Regions from separate parts of the Homo sapiens genome. Here regions 2 and 3 are each linked to region 1. The links are chromatin contacts, found by Hi-C or POLR2A ChIA-PET in ENCODE. All regions are on one chromosome and are shown on one strand. The core of a region is the stretch at or near the end of the contact, and the rest is flanking DNA. Distances in the headings are between cores, read along the strand shown.

Evidence for each region. A loop is a pair of places that touch in the nucleus more often than their neighbours do. ChIA-PET counts read pairs that join two places held with the same protein, here RNA polymerase II (POLR2A). Pooled maps may share reads with other maps.
Region 2: a loop to region 1 is called in a pooled map, with 13 times the contacts of the local background. The contact joins the promoter of GOSR1 here to the promoter of UTP6 in region 1. A Hi-C loop is called at or near these places in 6 of 50 pooled maps. POLR2A ChIA-PET finds 5 or more read pairs at or near these places in 2 of 52 experiments (K562 and OCI-LY7).
Region 3: a pooled map shows a loop between it and region 1 (21-fold over the local background). The contact joins the enhancer-like site here to the promoter of UTP6 in region 1. A Hi-C loop is called at or near these places in 4 of 50 pooled maps. POLR2A ChIA-PET finds 5 or more read pairs at or near these places in 2 of 52 experiments (A673 and B cell).

Annotation. Positions count from the first base shown.
Region 1 is chr17:31,900,238-31,903,503 of GRCh38, reverse strand. UTP6 (UTP6 small subunit processome component) reads left to right here and starts at 1,796. Exons shown (of 19, transcript NM_018428.3): 1 at 1,796-1,968. The coding sequence starts at 1,877. RefSeq lists enhancers at 1,802-1,851, 1,537-2,128, 2,172-2,321.
Region 2 is chr17:30,475,605-30,478,870 of GRCh38, reverse strand. GOSR1 (golgi SNAP receptor complex member 1) reads right to left here and starts at 1,463. Exons shown (of 9, transcript NM_001007025.2): 1 at 1,407-1,463. The coding sequence starts at 1,437. RefSeq lists enhancers at 1,200-1,419, 1,570-1,719.
Region 3 is chr17:30,730,009-30,733,274 of GRCh38, reverse strand. It overlaps the pseudogene SUZ12P1. Among named protein-coding and RNA genes, the nearest start is that of CRLF3, 93 kb to the left of the region's middle. RefSeq lists a silencer at 1,289-1,358 and an enhancer at 1,056-1,676. Within about 2 kb of position 1,808, at least 28 of the 41 ENCODE cell types and tissues checked have a DNase peak (open chromatin) inside an H3K27ac peak, as active enhancers do; they include A673 and B cell, where a contact is called at or near this core.

The DNA.
Region 1 (3,266 bases), core at 547-3,046:
ATGATGAAAACCTGTATGTACGAAAAACACAAAAATTAATTGGGTGTGGTGGCACGTGCCTGTAGTCCCAGCTACTCGGGCGGCTGAGGCAGGAGAATCCTTTGAACCAGGGGAGTCGAGGTTGTGGTGAGCCGAGATCGCGCCACTGCACTCCAGCCTGGTGACAGAGCGAGACTCTGTCTCTAAATAAATAAATAAAATAAAATAAAATAAAAATCATGGTTAATTTATGAAGGTCTCTATCAAATTTACTTTGAAATGATTACAGTCTGTCATAACTTGCTGACTTCCTTGTACCTAAAGAAATTTAGCAAGTACCTTTTCTTAGTGTCATGCATTTATTAACTGAGTACTTATTATATGGTAGGCACTGCTATAAGCTGTAGAGTATCTAGCCAGTCAAAAAGGAAAAAATTCCCTGCCCATATGGAGTTTACTATCTAGTGTCATCTCCACTCTTACTGTTAACACAGCCCCAGAGATTTTACTTTTACAAATAAATTCTATCTTTGTCTTACATTCGTGATTTCCTTCCACTTCTGACATGTCTTACAGCTGAAGGATTCAAGAAATGGTGTAGCACAAGCCAACCCTCGTCTCAGTTCTGAGATGAGTGGGTAAAATGTGAAAGGAAAGAAAGAAATGCAAGGCACAGAGGTGGAACATGGTTTTGCTGAGCCCATTCTCCTTTCATAAATCACACACAGGATCCAGGTGCTAATGTGAATGTTGAAATAAGCAGATTTAGCAAGAACTGCTGCTTTGGCTTTTTTATATCCAGAACTAAAAAAGAACTGAACCATGTAGTTATCATTTGAGGTTTACTAACTATACCAGCAATATTGCCTCCAAGCTGTGTTGCCTGGTGTTTCTCTTAGAAATGCTAAGTTGCTTGGGCAATGGTTTAAGGAGGGTGTCTATACCTTAGTGATTTATTTTGGTAATTCTCAAACTTTTCAATACAAAAATCTCCTTTTCTAAAAAGAATTTATAGTGTCTGATATTCACCTAGGGACATATATTTTGAAAGCTATTGCTTACAAAGACAGGATATTGATTTAAATAATAAACAATTCTATTTTATTTATTTATTTATTTAGAGACGGAGTTTCACTCTTGTTGCCCAAGCTGGAGTGCAATGGCGCGATCTCGGCCTCCCAGGTTCAAGCGATTCTCCTGCCTCAGCCTCCCGAGTAGCTGGGATTACAGGCGCGTGCCAGCACGCCCAGTTAATTTTTTTGCATTTTTAGTAGAAACGGGGTTTCATCATGTTAGCCAGGATGGTCTCGAACTCCTGACTTCAGGTGATCTGCCCGCCTCGGCCTCCTAAACTGCTGGGATTACAGGCATGAGCCACCGCGACCGGCTTTCAAAAATGTTTAATTGTACAATATCCTCCTCCTTTGCTTTTTTTTTTGTTGTTGTTCTTGGTGTTGGGAAGTCAGGACGTGGGATGGGAGACAATATTCTGAAGAAAATGCATCTCGTGTCCCTTTCAGGCTTGAGCAGCCCACCTCTCTACACCTGGAGGCGCTTTTCCTGATGGCTGTCCAAGTCTAGCGGCGCGCGCACTTAACCCCTCCCTCCCGTCTAGCCCCGCCCCTCAACTCCTGTCCGCTAGAGTCGTCCTGCCCAAGACCAGGGCGGGTTCTCGCTGCAATCCCACAATCGGCCACAGGGAGGGGACGGTGGCTGTAGAAGCCGAAGGGCCTTCCCCTAAGTAGGAGGTGGCGGAAGCGGAAAAGGCGGGACCTAGGGAGCACGTTACGTCCGGACGCGTCGGTGGTAGGGCTGGGTCTCCGAACCTGAAACCGGGAGCTTCCTGCTCGTGTTCGCTGTTGAGAAGCTACCCGCGGGGTTGTAGACCTCGGACCTCATGGCAGAGATAATTCAGGAACGCATAGAAGATCGGCTCCCGGAATTGGAACAGCTGGAGCGCATTGGACTGTTCAGTCATGCGGAGATTAAGTGAGAGAGGGTTGGGGAGAGGGAAGAGCTGAGGCGGCCTGAGGGGAGGTTGGGAGTGTGTGGCAGGGGCTAGATGTGGGGACGCTCGACCTGTGTTTACTTTTCCTAACGTGGTGGAAGCCCATTTCTCGTTTTCGGTGATGTCCAGAATTAATTTTTCATTCGTTGCAAGGTAATCCGTCCGTCTACTTACCCATCAGACGTTTTGACAGCCCTTCATGGAGCCGGGTCTTAGGGCTGTAAAGGTGATAAACCCAGGATTCCTGCTCATTAGGAGCTAATTGGGCAGAGTGTGGTGGGGGAGACAGACAAATTAAATATTTTGATAACAGTGTACTGTAAGTTGATTGTAGTACCTTGTACTGCTGTAGGGATGGGAACAGAGTGCTGTGAGAGCCCAGGGGGAGTGGATAAATTCCTAACTAGACTTGAAGGTGGGGACCATTGAAATCAGTTTCATATGCTACTCCAGAGCCTAACTACAGCGCCTGGCACATGGTAGACATTCAGTAGCGTGTTAAAATTATGTTTAATAGTTTTTAATGGTTTCTGTGACTGTTGCTTTGTTTTGCAACGTCTGAATGTAGTAATGTGACTCAGAGCTTCAAAGTAAGCATTCGTTAATGAAACACAAAACAAAGCAGTGTGGACGCTTAGAAAGTGCTCAGTTAAGGTTAATGTTACCATTACTAAAGACACCTGTCTTGCACATCTTGCATTAAATTCTCCTAATATATATTTGTCATATGTTCATTCCTTAGCTAAGGACTCTGAATCTTCTCCCGTAAGTCCTTCGTAGTAATAAGTCTTTTAAGGCAGACGCAATTTAGATTTTTAAAAAAATTTACATGTTGAGAACTCAGAAATAAGAGGAATTTCGGAAAGAAATTTATTATTAAAATTTAAGTGACCTGAACTTGGAGTAAAAGAAGTCTTTATTAATACCAGCCAGGCGCTGTGGCTCACGCCTGTAATCCCAGCACTTTGGGAGGCCGAGGTGGGTGGATCACGAGGTCAGGAGTTCGAGACCAGCCTGGCCAATATGGTGAAACCCCGTCTCTACTAAAAATACAAAAATTAGCTGAGCGTGGTGGTGAGCGCCTGTAGTCCCAGCTACTCGGGAGTCTGAGGCAGGAGAATCGCTTGAACTCGGGAGGCCGAGGTTGTAGTGAGCCAAGATCATGCCACTGCACTCCAGCCTGGGCGACAGAGCGAGAAAAAAACAAACAAAAAAAACACCATACATAAATGGTATAAAGTTCTTAATTGTATTTGCTTTGCTGGTGGGAATGTCATTG
Region 2 (3,266 bases), core at 214-2,713, 1.4 Mb after region 1:
TAAAATGTTTTCTAGCGGCCAGGCGCGGTGGGTCACACCTGTAATCCCAGCACTTTGGGAGGCAGAGGCGGGCGGATCACGAGGTCAGGAGATCAAGAACATCCTGGCCAACATGGTGAAACCCCGTCTCTACTAAAAATACAAAAATTAGCCAGGCGTGGTGGCATGCATCTGTAGTCCCAGCTACTAAGGAGGCTGAGACAGGAGAATCGCTTGAACGCAGGAGGCGGAGGCTGCAGTGAGCCGAGATCGATAGCGCCACCGCACTCCAGCCTGGGCGACATAGCGAGTCTCCAAAAAAAAAAAAAAAAAAGTTTTCTAGCTGGTACACACATTTCAAATGGGCATTGTAATACATGTTTTAAACTATAAGCACGCTTTTCTGTGATTGGAATAATTGTCTTCTCTAGTAGGAAACATAAGTAAAAGCATTTTGAAAGTATGATAGGCAAATCTGGATAAATTTAGAATTGAGTTTCTTAGACCAAGGGGCTGATAGTGACAATACTGTGGTTTCTAGAGGCTTCAGTGTATAGCAATAAAAACAGGTCAAAGGAATTTGGAAAGTAGTTTCTATGCGGCTGTAAAGCAAAGAGACAGTTGGGAGAAAAAGGTGAGCTTTCTCTGCTCTTGTTGATCATCATAATCCACGAATGAGTTTTATGTAAGCTCACTTTATCCGACTATAGTTTCAGGAATTAAACAAATGCATTTGTCAAATCACAGGAAGGTTTTTTTGGTGGGAGAAGTATAGCAAATGTAACTGCAATTCACACAGGTTCTCTCAACTTTTTCAATAAAACCGATTCTAGACTCTAGAGCAGAAGGGTAAGTTATTTTCTCCTCCTTCAAACACCCAGTCCTGGAAGTCCCCAACCTGTAGTTGTCATGGAGACCCAATAAGAGACATTCTGTCTCCTATTCTCTTCATACTTCCTCCGACGGACCGGAATGCAAGTTCCTCCTTCTCTTTTCCCACTCAGTTTTCCAATAGTGACCTCAGCTCCAATGCGCTGACTCCTCCAGTCTCCGGGGCTCTGGATCTTCTCCCTCAACATTCGTTTCCTCTCAGAGTTCGTACCCCAAGCCCCTTCGTCCGAGTTCCATTACTCCCTCAACACAATTCTACCCAGGCGATTGAGAGCCCTCTTCCTCTACATCCCCGCTCTGTCCACTCTGCCCAACCCCTGCCCCACGTCCCGCTCACACGCCCCGGCCAGGCCAGACCCCTACCCCAGACCGTTCGGTATCCCCAAGGCCCCGGGGATCCCACTTAGGCAAGCCCCGCTGCTCAGCTCGGCCGCTCCGGGAGTCTGGTTCTTTCCTGTGCTGCTTCTCCCAAGATCTGTCCTCACTCAGCCCCTCTCACCCTCGTAGGACGCACCCGGAGGCCTTCTCGCCCTCACCTTCCCAGTAACTGCTGGTCCCTGCCGCCATCTTTGTCGTCCAACGTCAGCCGGGATAGGGGAGCAGAGGCGATGCAGGCCGGAAAGTCACCATGGTGCGTGTTTCCGCCTTGAGAGCCAGGGCCGACGGGATGCGAGCCTCCGCGGACACTGCCACCTGCTGATCAATTCGTTATCTTACAGCTTTTAAGTAGCGAGAGAGAAAAAACTTCGGCTTTAGCTCCTGTCTTTCATTCCCGCTTTCTGCGCCCCAAACCATCATCATCTCCCTCATCTCGGCTTATCCTTTCTCTCAGCAGGTGCCTACTTGACTGGGAGGAGAATCATCCTCAGGCAACTCCCTCAATTTCCCTCACCTTGTCTCTAATTTGTATCTTCAGCCAATTTCTTCCTTTCTCAGACATAGAGACCCTTTCTTCCCAGAGCCATTTCCTTCATCCTACCTCCCCGCCTGTGCTCCATCATCCACGTTCTTTGGCGTATGCGCTCTTCTCCACTGGCTGCTTTCCTTGTCTACAGCAGTTCTAGTCCCAGCCCTCTTTGTCCTTGTCAGCCGCCACATCTAGAAAGAGTGAGCTAACTGCTTCTACATGCTCTCGGCCTGAGCCCTCAACCTGATAAAATCTGCTGTCCAAACCCACACTTTATAGATACATAAATTATCACAGTCTACCGGTGCTGACTTAATTCTAGTGAAGTGTAGAAACCTTAATTCCTGTAAAGTTCTTTCCCCCACTCATTTATAATATAGTTGTTTTTAAGTATTTCCTCTGCATTCATTGAGGAGAACCACATCAGTGTTACAATATTTGCTTCAAGGGTCAGGCATAAGTTAGAGAATTCAAGAGAAGAGGAAAGCTTACTTGATTTATGCATATTTTACTCTTCTTCGTTCCTAGTGTCCCAAGATTCCTTTTTCTAATCGTTTCCTTTCTGTTTCAAGAATTTCCCTCAGCCATTTTTTTTTTAAAGAGTAGATCAGCTGGTGACAAATTCTATTAGTTTTTCTTCATCTGAGAATGTCTTGATTTCCCTTCATTCTTGGGGGATCGGATATTGTTGCCAGATATACAATCTGAAGTTGACAATTTCTTTCTTCAGCACTTGAAAAATGTGCCAATTCCTTCTGGCCTCCATAGTTTCAGATAAGAAATTGACTAAAATTGGAATTGTTTTTCCACTGTAGCTAAAATACATTTTCTCTCTCACTGCTTTCAAGAACTGTTCTTTAGTTTTCAGAAGTTATGATGTGCCTTGGTGTAGATTTCTTTGGATTTATCCTGTTTGGGATATCCTCAGCTTCTTGATTCTGACATTTATGTCTTCTGCCAAATTTGGGGGATTCTCAACCATTGTTTCTTCCAATACTTTTTCTGTCTCATACTGTTTCTCTTCTTTTTCTGGGAGTCTGATGACGTGAATGCTAGATCTTGTGTTAATGTCCCACATAGCTCTGAAGTTATGCTAATTTTTTTTCAGTCTATTTTCCATCATTCGGATTTGGTACTATCTACTATTCTGTCTTCAGATTTGCTGACAGAAAGTATGTCTTTCCTCTGTTCCCTCCATTCTGCTGTTGAGCCTATTCGTTGAGTTCATGTCAATTATTGCATTTTTCGTATCTAAAACTTCTGTTCAGTTCCTCATTATATCTTCTGTTTCTTTGCTGAGACTCGTTTTATCATTTGTTCTAAGTTTGTTTGTAATTGCTCACTAAAGTATTTTTATTAGAGCTGCTTTAAAGTCCTCATCAGATAATTCCAACATCTGTGTCATCTTGATGTTGGGGTCTGTTGTCTTTTTTTCACTCAAGTCGAAGTTCTCTGGGCTATTGGAATGACAATTTTTATAAATTGTATC
Region 3 (3,266 bases), core at 559-3,058, 1.2 Mb after region 1:
TCTCCATCCTATTTCCAATTAAAGCCTCTCTAGATATTTCAAAGTATATTAAGAAATATGTGAATAATGTGAATCTCTCTGAAGCAAGGTCAATATTCGTTTCGATAAAAACTGAAACTCCTTCTATTAAGTTCCAATTAGAATTTCATGAAGCACTAATGAGAGAGAATGAAGGAAGGGTATTAAACAACATAATACGGTCTTTCTAAGCACAGCTGATACCATGCCCTTAATATATGCCACAGTGAAACTGTAAATAAGGACACTGGGCGGTAGAGCCAAGTTTATTCAAGTTTCTGTAAGATTACTTAGCTATTAAAGATCACCCAAATTATAACACACAAAAGCAAAAAAGGAAACCAATCAGGATATAACATTCCTTAAAGAACAATCAGGATTATTCATAGTCACGATGTTTTTAATAAATTCTATTGTTTATTTCCAGACACCTTGCTCTCCTTTCCAAATAAGTCAGTTTCACCTACCAGACAGACCTTAGAAACAGAAATTGACCCAAGAAAATGTCCTGTAAGCCGAGTAGAAAAAGCAGAATTCTGGGGTCGTCTCCAGAGAAGATGCTTGACCACTCTCTGGCTCAGTTTACATATCCACAAAATGGGTGGATAGATTTGAAGGGTTTTAAGCATCCAAAGGTGCCATAGGAACCTGCAGCACCAAGTTAGCGCGAAGGCATTTCAGACTAAGGACACTTTCTTCGGTTCCACTGCACTCATCCCTTCACAGGCTTCATTTTGCCCCTCAAAAGCTACAACCGAAACCCCTGTATTTCTAGAGTCCGAAAGGCATGAAAGAAAACAAGAACCAGTCTCGGGATGTGACTGCGGCTCAGTTCAACTGCTACCTCCTCATCTAAAAGCCGCCTGCTCTGAACGTGGGGCCCCAGTCCCGAGCCTCTTGCGTCAATCTTGGGGGAGTCAAGAACCCGCCCGGACCCTCTTTTCCAGCTCTCCCAAGGCCCTGGACTCCGGATCCCCTGGAGACGTAATCTCCGAAAGGGGGACATCCCCTCAATTCCTCCCTCCACTACCACACAAGTGGACTCCCGAGGAGGAAGGGGGCCCAGCAGAGTGTCCCATCCCCGGTGTTGGCAGAGTGGGTCTTCCTGCCCTCAAAGCCTCGCACGCACTCACTCTCAAAGGCCTGGAGGAAAAGCTCGTGGTCAGCCTGGACGTGCTCCATTTTCGACTTCTTCACCGGTAACGCCGCGGAGGAGGAGGAGGCCGAGTAACTGCCACCGCCTCCACAGCCCCCGCCGCCGGATTTGCCGCTCGAAGCCGTCGCCGCCGAACCCCCGAAGCCGCCTCCCCCGGACCCCGCGCTGGGCCCCGAGCCGCCCCCTCCCCCACCGCCGTGCTTCTGAGGCGCCATCGCGGTTCCTGCCTCCTTCCCCGGCCAGCTACTCGCCGGGCGGCCCCGGAGAGTAAGCGCCTGCAATACCAACCGCTCGCCCCAGCAGGCTCCGGCTGACCGAGGGGAGAAGGAGGAGAGAGGGGAGGAAAGGGGAAGGGAAGGCAGGAGGAGAGGAGGGAAGGAGGGAGGAAGAAAAAGTGTCTCCTCAGAGCCCCGCTCCGCTTCGGAGGCCGCTCACCCTACCCAGGCCTCGCTCCGCCCACTTCCCCCGCCCGGCGCTCTGATTGGCCGGCGGGAGCGCGCACCGCCGGGCCGCCCAGCCCGTTGGCCCGCGGATTCCCCCGTCAGTCACGCGGAGGCGCTTCTCGCGGAGGCGCGGCTTGGTTGGCCGGTGCGCGCTGCCGATCGCGGGCCCGGCCGCCTCTTTGAACTGAATTCGCGGGAAAATTAGGGGTCGGAGCGGCCTTCCTGCTGGCCCCGGTGCATTGTGGGGAGAGAAGGACCCAGCGAGCGGTTTAGAGAGTCTAGATCCTTAGTTTTTTGCCCCCAAACACCGTAAGAGCGGTCAGAGAGGTAAACTGGTTGAGAAGTACTTACATACACTCTTCTCTTCTTGAGGATCTATACCTTTTCAGCTCAGAAAGCTGAGAAGGAATCCGGTGTTTTGCGAGCCTTGCTTTTTTTTTTTTTTTTTTTTTTTTTTGAGACGGAGCCTCCCTCTGTCGCCCAGGCTGGAGTGCCAGTGGCGCGATTTCGTCTCCCTACAACCTGCGCCTCCCGGGTTCAAGCGATTCTCCTGCCTCAGCCTCCAGAGTAGCTGGGATTACAGGCGCTCGCCACCACGCCTGGCTAATTTTTTTGTGTTTTTATTAGAGACAGGGTTTCACCATGTTGGCCAGGCTGGTCTCGATCTCCTGACCTCGTGATCCGCCTGCCTCGGCTTCCCAAAGTGCTGGGATTACAGGCGTGAGCCACTGTGCTGGCCAGAAACACACATTCTCTGAGGCGGGCCCTCCAGCATGGGAACCCCTGCTCTGTCACATCCAGCTGTCATCCCAGCCTGTCCCATCTCAGGCTGTCCTGGGCTCTCAGTACCATCATTGAGCCAGCACTTTCAAATCTCTTATGTCCAGCCTGGAATTTCTCATCAGAGCCCCCATTACCATTTCCCTGCTGAAAACCAAAACCCTTGTAATTGGCCCAGTTAGCTCCCTGACCCCATGTCTGCTCCAGCCACTCCTGCTATTCCTGGACCACAGCAGGCCTTGCCCCAGGGCCTTTGCACCTGTCGCTTCCTCCACCTGTAGCTTCTGCCAACCCACTGTCCACATGGCCGGCTCCTTCAGGCCATTGCTCAGATGGAACTATTCACCTGGTGTATAGAATGTCCTCTTCATGGGGCAGGGATCATTGAACTGTTTTGCTCATGGTGGCCGCATCCCCAAATTTTACTTTTTTTTTTTAGAGATAGGGTCTTGCTCTGTCACTCAGGCTGGAGTGCAGTGGTGAAATCATGGCTCACTGCAGCCTCCACCTCCCAGGCTCAAGCGATCCTCCCGCCTCGGCCTCCCTAGTAGCTGAGACCACAGGTATGCGCCATCACGTCCAGCTAATTTATTTTATTTTGCAAAGATGAGGTCTTGCTATGTTGCCCAGGCTGAACATGAACTTCTGGCCTCAAGAGATCCTCCTGCCTCAACATCCCAAAGTGCTGGGATTACTGCTTGAGGCCATCACCATTGTTGTCTTCATATCCTCAACTTTTAGAATAGGCCTGGCACGCGGCACTGAATTATTTGTTGAATGAATCTCAGATCCCAAAGCTGAGACTCTGCCTTGATTCCTCACCTTCCCTGTCATCCCCCTCACAGAAGCCATCAGCAAGTCCTGTGGGC